2 separate regions of the Homo sapiens genome follow, and region 2 is linked to region 1. Evidence: chromatin contacts called from ENCODE Hi-C or POLR2A ChIA-PET data. All regions are on one chromosome and are shown on one strand. Each heading gives the region's core, a stretch centred on a gene start or an enhancer-like site at or near the end of the contact. The rest is flanking DNA. Distances are from core to core; before and after follow the strand shown.

The links. Hi-C counts contacts between places; a loop is a spot of excess contacts on that map. ChIA-PET counts read pairs that join two places held with the same protein, here RNA polymerase II (POLR2A). Pooled maps may share reads with other maps.
Region 2: a loop to region 1 is called in a map of Calu3, with 1.9 times the contacts of the local background. The contact joins two enhancer-like sites. A Hi-C loop is called at or near these places in 1 of 168 maps with a recorded cell type or tissue (Calu3), 4 of 37 single-sample maps with no recorded cell type and 4 of 50 pooled maps. POLR2A ChIA-PET finds 5 or more read pairs at or near these places in 1 of 52 experiments (HepG2).

Annotation. Positions count from the first base shown.
Region 1 is chr5:95,893,653-95,897,408 of GRCh38, reverse strand. ELL2 (elongation factor for RNA polymerase II 2) reads left to right here. Exons shown (of 12, transcript NM_012081.6): 9 at 1,718-1,781. Among named protein-coding and RNA genes, the nearest start is that of LINC01554, 43 kb to the right of the region's middle. Within about 2 kb of position 1,513, at least 3 of the 41 ENCODE cell types and tissues checked have a DNase peak (open chromatin) inside an H3K27ac peak, as active enhancers do.
Region 2 is chr5:96,175,637-96,179,402 of GRCh38, reverse strand. The region is part of intron 1 of LOC101929710 (a long non-coding RNA gene); the gene reads right to left. It also overlaps a transcript of CAST not described here. Among named protein-coding and RNA genes, the nearest start is that of MIR583, 98 kb to the right of the region's middle. Within about 2 kb of position 1,927, at least 3 of the 41 ENCODE cell types and tissues checked have a DNase peak (open chromatin) inside an H3K27ac peak, as active enhancers do.

The sequences.
Region 1 (3,756 bases), core at 264-2,763:
ATGCCACCACATAGAAGATCCAAGTTCACCATTTGGCATTGCTGCCAGTTTTAAAACCAGAATAACTAAGGCAAAATTCCATAGGAAAATATGGCTTTGGAAAAATTACTTTAATGAGTAGAGTTATAAGGAGTGTTGTCTTTCTGTATTTTGCTCATGATTCTGAAAGTCTGTAATCCTTAGATTTAATTGACCATCTTTGCCATATGAGAGAAGCTCTATTTTCTTTTAGTGTTACTTCCAAAGAAGCCGCTGTAGAATATGATATGATATGTGCTTTTCTTGATCTAGATTGGATACATTGCATGTCAAAGCATTTCTGTTTAAATATTTCAGTCAATATAATACTATGTAATGGCACAAAAGGTAGGTGTAAGCTTTTTCCCTCAACACTCTTATAGTTGAATTTGTCAGGTCAGGAAAAGAAATGAAGTAGAACTCTATGTTCAGAGTTCATAAGCCACTGGGTAAACTCCACTCTCCACACTTTCCACCCTCAGGTGGTGCTTCTGAGTCAAAGGCTAGAGACAGGAAAACTGGATTTCAGTATGTTGAGATCTACATCAGAGTTCCAAGTGTTCTCAGAGTTGGAGACCTGGAGAAGCAGACTTAGTCTCTTTGAATTCTTTACTGAGGATATAGTAACTTTCAGAACCAGTTGCGATAATTACAAAGTTAGGAAAGCTCTAGACCCACATCCCCTGCATTTTTTGGAATTTATCTGGTGTCTATGGCAGAAGGGAAGCCAGGTGACCTGCACTTGATGCCTTTCTCTTTAAGACTCAGACTATCGTAAAAGCATGTTCTTTTACCCAAGCATGAATTTATAGGTGAGCAGCATGCACTCAGAGTCTATGTATTAATATTTGTTTAGGGTACTTTGTCCTTTAAAATATTAAACCGAGAAATTACCTAACATTCACTTTTATATGTTTTGCCAGTGGGCATGATTAGGGTTTGAGTTATCAGTTTAACCCTACTTTCAATGATAAAAAATTACCCTGATAAAGAATCTAAACATATCCTCTGGACATGGTGCATTTAAGCAAATGGCATACTGAGGGATTTACATACTTTCACTGTGTAGCCACAATGTTTAGCACTTCTTTTGTCCTTAAAAAAAAAAAAATCTGTTTAGTGTTATGAGTGCTAGAGATTATAGGAATATAAATCGACATTCAATAATACCTTATTTTAAATTACTTTAAACCAATGGGAAAACTTTCTACCAAATTCCACTGTCTGCATACAAAAAAGGGAGGCAATAAAAATACAGTGACCAAAGCAGTCGGCTACCTGACTCTATTGTCTCATCCGCCTTGTTTGAATCCCATGAAAAGTAGATGTTGATGTAAAATTTGTATCTCCCATTGTCTGGCTGCATCTGCCACCACAATCTTTGAATTGCTGGGCAGATGCCACAACTGTTGTTGAAAGAATAGAAGACTGACCTTGGGTTAAGATGGAATTCCTTTATTGTGCAGACACTGCAGTAGCCAGGGTGCTTTAAATGCCTGGCGTCGGTTCTGCTGGCGCTGGTCATAGGGCCTCTATTGTTCATGTTCAATTGTATTCCTTGCTCACTGTTGCTTATTGAGATGGAAGAATAGAATTTGAGGAAAAGTGTTCCAGATGTTTCTAATCTATTTTAGAATTACAGGCATTTGATAACCTTCGTAGTTGATGAATGCTCTGATTTTGTTTTTTTTCTTCATAGGAGTTAAAGAGGATTGCACTGCCTCCATGGAACCTTCAGCAATTGAACTCCCAGATTATTTGATGTAAGTTCATATGTCTGCCAATGGAGAGAGCGGCTTAATTTTAGAAAGTTTGCAAATTCTTTTCCCATAATTTGCAAATCAGAAAAGTAAGAAGTTCCAGAAATAGAGTCCTGGAGCCACCCTTGCAATTGAAAGGCTGCCATTTAGCCTGCTCATCCCAAATCTACCCTTGTCTGCATGAGCAGGTTGTGCCTCCCCCCGCTCTGAGCTGTATTCGTTGGCCTTTAAGTATAGAGAATCCTGTCCTTTGTTCTGGGGCCAGGCTAAGCATTTGATTATGAAAGATTTTAGGGATCTGACTCTTCAAAGCTGACAGTCTTATCAATGCACAGTCATTCACTTGGGTCCCCCAAAGGGATGGTTTACTGCTGACAAAGTGCTTGAACCTCTGCACATAATAATACAAAGTGTAAAGATAGATTGATTTTTATTTAAGTTCTGCCCTCAAATTAATTTTTAGAGGAGATAAGAGTAAAATCTGATCATTTCAATTTAGTAATGGTTATAATGTTTTCTTGTTGTGACAACAAGTTGCTAAATGCTGAGCTGGGGACATTTTTGTAACTGGTTATCACAGAAATTATAACTTGGACACATAATTCTAGCTTTTTTGCAGAATAAAAGGCCTCTGTAAGAAGAAAATAATTAAGTTGCAAGAGCCTGGAAAAATGGAGAGGGAAAGAGCAAACAAATCTGACTTTGGATAGCTTTGAAAATGAACAAATGTGCAAAATAGCTAGAATGTAAAAGGGAAAATGGAATCTGGGCTGTCTGAACACTTTTTTTCTATTAGTAGCATCTCATGGTGGACAATGTTAAACTATGCTGTTTAGCCCTTTTCATTTCCAGAGTAAAGATCATTTTAGATTTAAAATGTGTTACTTCTGCTTAACAGTAGTGTGAAAGCTATACTTATTGGGGAATGATACAGTATGAAACCATAATGCTGGTTATCATCTCTTAACTAACAGGAACTTGAGAAACCTTGCTGAGTACCCTCTCATCTGAGGTAGTGTATGGTTTTAGAGTTCTCTAGGAGGGCCTTGAAAGGCAGCTATCACCTACCACTTAGTTGGCCCAGGAAGGGTCAGTTGTCTGCAGCCAGTCTTCCAGGACAGCCTCTGGCTCTGCTGCTGAGGGGGTTCACCTCTTTAACTGCAAACGACTTCTCCTTAGAAGTCTTTAAATGTCAGCCCCCTTGAGTAGCAACTGCCAATGCAGTGCTCTTGTTCTTTTTTGAATTCTTTTTTATAATAGTGACATATACTTATTATATACGACAGAATCATGTGGGGAAACTAAAAAACAATGCTAAACTTTTGCCCATGGATTCAAGGCTGTTGTGTTTTGCCAAGTTCATTAGTTAATCCCCCCTTTTTTTGTTTTTGAGACGGAATTTCGCTCTTGTTGCCCAGGCTGGAGTGCGATGGTGCGACCTCGGCTCACTGCAACCTCCACCTCCAGGGTTCAAGCGGAGCCTCCCAAGTAGCTGGGATTACAGGCGCCCACTACCACGCCTGGGTAATTTTTTGTATTTTTAGTAGAGATGGCGTTTCGCCATATTGGCCAGGCTAGTCTCGAACTCCTGACCTCAGGTGATCCACCCACCTCAAGCCTCACAAAGTGCTGGGATTACAGGTGTGAGCCTGGCCTTAATTTCATATTTAAAAGGTTTTTTCAGGTTACTTATCTAAGGATGGTTCCTGGATCTGCCTTGGTGCATTTCTGTATGTTTGTCATGTTTCTAGTACTATGTGATTGTTCGCTTAATTTATTTAAATAAACACAATTTATATTAACTAAAAACTAGTCTTACATAGATATAGCAAATTTTCTAAAAATAGTGAAAAAGCGTGGATTTTCAGAAAAATTACCAAAACTACAGAACTTAAGTTGCCTCATAAGAAAACTAAAGGGATATACTATAAAACCTAAATGATCGAGGCCGGGCGCGGTGGCTCACGCCTGTAATCCC
Region 2 (3,766 bases), core at 678-3,177, 280 kb before region 1:
GTAATAGCTGAATCAAAATGTGAAAGATAAGTAGGAATTATCCAGGAGAAGAAAGGACAGAGAGAGGGCATTCAAGACAAAACCTGTGATGAAGCAAGGGTAGGACAGGGAATATTCATTGAGAGGTAAATATTCCATTTAAGGGAGTTTTGATTTTATTTTTTTCCTGAACGCAATGGAGAGCCTTTTAAGTAAAAGAATGAGATGGTCATATGTGTGTTTTAGACAGTGTAGATAGAGATCAGATTGGAGAGACCAAGGATGGGGCAGTTAGCAGGCTTATTTGTAAAGGAGAGGACATATATGTATTTAGTATGAGAAGAAGATGAAATTTGAGAACTTGAGAGAGATAAATGAGTTATAATTGACAGGTCTTCGTGACTGATTGGTGTACAAGGGCAAAAGAGAGTCAAGAGGGAACCCCTAAGTTTCTCTCTCTTCTTGCTGGGATGGAAGATGGGGCTTCATTGAGATCAGGAACACAGAAGGAGGAGCAAGAAGTAATCAGTTGAGTTTGAACCTGTTGAATGAGGCCCGTATAAATAGGCCTGTAAAATGTCCAAGTTGAGAGATAAGTGCTCTCTCATCTATGCACCCATTACTCCATCATATTATCCCATGTACCATGCTGGGATTGTCTATCTCCACCTCTGATTTTCCCCAGGAAGGGCTCTCCAAGATAAAAACCTCCCCTTCAGATTGTCTTCAACCAGCCAGTGCTCCCCCATAACAAACAAGGCTCTCCCACTTTTCCTCTTTCTCTCAAAGGCCACCATTAGAGCAGTGCTAACTCACTGAGAAATATCCTGCAAAGACTAGAGCCCATCACCCCTTCTAGAGAAAGCAAAACATGGAACAAAGAAGGAAAGGCTTCTTTTTTTTTCTTCTATTCTATTAGCCCCCTCATTTTCAAAGGCACCATTGTTTCAGGAGAACTGAGTATTTTTTAAAATAAATAAAGAAGTGAATACAATCTTAAGATTCCAACTTATTAACAGAAAACATGTGTAGACCTAAGAATTAAAAATAAATATGTCTTTAAAGATGACCTGGAAGGCTTTTTGTCTGCCAAGAACAGAGTTAAAGACCTCAGAAGGTCTATGTTTTCCCAGAAATACTAGATTACATTGCTAATGATGGGCAAAGGCATTAAATCATGCAGATTCCCCTGCAATTTTATTACTATTTAGGTGAGTTTTATAATGTCCTGAAATAATGGAAGAAATCTTGAGACTGATCTTGGGTTGTGGTTGTGGATATTGAATCTATGGTTTCATCTTTTGGACAAATGTTTCCAGTTCCTACTTTTATGTCCAGATATGTATATTTGAGATGAGTTCTTCTCATGTTTGAATTATATTTTAGTGATCTTGGTTGTGTTGGTATACAAAATATGAATTCATTTTTAGAGCATTTTCCATCAGATATATTTTATGTCAATTGAGTATTTCTAGCGAAGAGTACAGTTCTTCCTTCAATGTTCTTATTTGTTCAAAATTACAGGAAGATTTCTGAAAGTTGTTAAGAATCAACAGGGGAATCACTAGCTGCAAAACGTCTCCAAACGGACCAGAGTGAGTTGCAGAACCAGAAGCAGCTCGGCTTGCTAAGGAGAAATTGATGTTGTCCTCAGCACTCATTGACTTGTCTGGTTTTCACATGACAAATAAACAGATGAATCAGTTCCTCCTTTTTCTAAGAGATTTTACATGCTTAAGGTCAGAAATTAACCAAAGAAAAACCGGTTTTATAAGTATGAGCTGACTAGATGCCACAGTGATTCATTTCAAAGGTGCTGGCTATTTTCAAACTGCTGAGAGACCTTGCCATTCCCTGAACTTGGGAGGCTTGTTCTAGCACATGCACATATTCAGCTTGCTATATGAGCAAAAGTGAGATCATACGGGTTGATCCTGGCAGAGTCTCTGAAAATGCAGTAATTCATGCTGTCAGTTACTATCAGCAGCAATTTGCTTCTGGATTGGTTCCTGTAAGCACTCATGTGAGCATTCTGCACAAAGGACCAGAGTACAATATTCTCTTGGATTTCAGGGACTTAGTGTGGTTTCAACATATAATCAAAAGTGCCACATAGTTCACCACCTCGCATTTTGTTTTAAAGAGACAGAGGCTTAAAACTGGATTCCTTTCTTTTTTTCCCAAAATAGGAAGTTGGTGGTAATTTGGAATGTATCTTTAGAGCAATCTGTTAGCACTTCAGCAAAATCTACTCCGTTGGTAAAGTGCAGAGTAGATTTTTTAATGAGGGATAATTTCACCATCTCTAAAATTAATAATAATAATCATAATAATAAATTTGCTCAATCACAAAACTAAACTTCTTAGATTCAACTCACATGTGTGACCAACTCTTACTTTAGGGCAAATGCATTAAGACATGAAAAGTTATTTGAATTCTTAAGTATTATAATAGCATATACTCCCAGTTTGGTACAATTTCCAAAAAGTTCTATGACAGAGAAATTTAGATGATGCAGTCCTAAGCTTAAAGGCACATTATTAAAGAATCTCTGCAAAACAATGTAATTCCATTGAGCTCCAAATTATTTAAGAAAGCAGTAGCAGCCTCACTACCAATTTACTGCTCTACTAATTTAATTAACACCATTGAGAACTCATGCGATACAGGGTTATGAAAAGGTCCTTATCAGAAGGGGCTCAGGAAGAAAGAAAAGCCAGTCCTTGTGACTGACAAACTTTTAGTTTAGTTTCACTCAGAAAAGTGAAAGTATGCCAAAATCTCAAGTGGCATTGTCAAAAATATACATATTCTTTGGTGTTAACCTGTGACTTCTCAAGTGTTACCAGTTGAAAAATTGCTTCCATATTGCATCAAACTCAAAAATCCTCAAAAACTTGGCATCTTACCTAAGAATTTCTTAGTTTGCTATCTACCTTGCCCCCTAGAATGTAGACAGAATGAAGGTGGGGACTTCTGTCTGTTCACTGATGTATTCCCAGTGCCTAAAACAGTGCATAGCACATAAGGCACTTCATAAAGTTTTGCTGAATTAATGAATAAAAGTTGTCCTTTTCCTCAGCCTAAAATCTTCAGCAAAGCTTATCTGTAATCAGCTCCTGCTCCTTTCTCTAGACTGCCTTCTCTTTTATCACTTTATCTCTTGAACTATACACTTCAGCCAAATGCAAATTATTGGCAGTTCCCCAAATGTACCACATTCTCTCTCTCTCCGAAGGCCTTTGCACATGTTCCTCTGTGTAGAAGACTTTTCTGTCTTGTCCTCCTATTCCCTGGGCCTGGGAAAATTCTCTTTGTCCTTCAGATCACAGTTTAGAAACCTCTTATTTCAGAAAGCCTTACCTAGCCTCCAAAATAGAGCTAGACGAGCCCTTAGCTCCCTGTAATTTCCGCTATGGTAGCACTTACCCACTTGGACTATTATTGCTGCAAGGAAATAACATTACTAGAGGCGGAATGATGTTTGTGAAATTATACATCAGCAGTTGCACTTCAAACAGGACCTCATAAAGGAATTAACTCTGTACTCTTAGTGCTGGAATAGGAATATTTAAGAAAAATAACCAGGATGTATTAGAAAAGCATCACAAAAGTTTGAGCAAACTAACACATATTTAAACATACTGCTCTATCTCACTGAGTGGAAGCATCACTCTAGTCTAACCACTAAAACAAAAACATGCATGGCATCCATGTGAAACACTAACACACATTGTTCCATAGATAGTTGCTTCATGTCATTCAGGTCACAGCAACAACGTCACG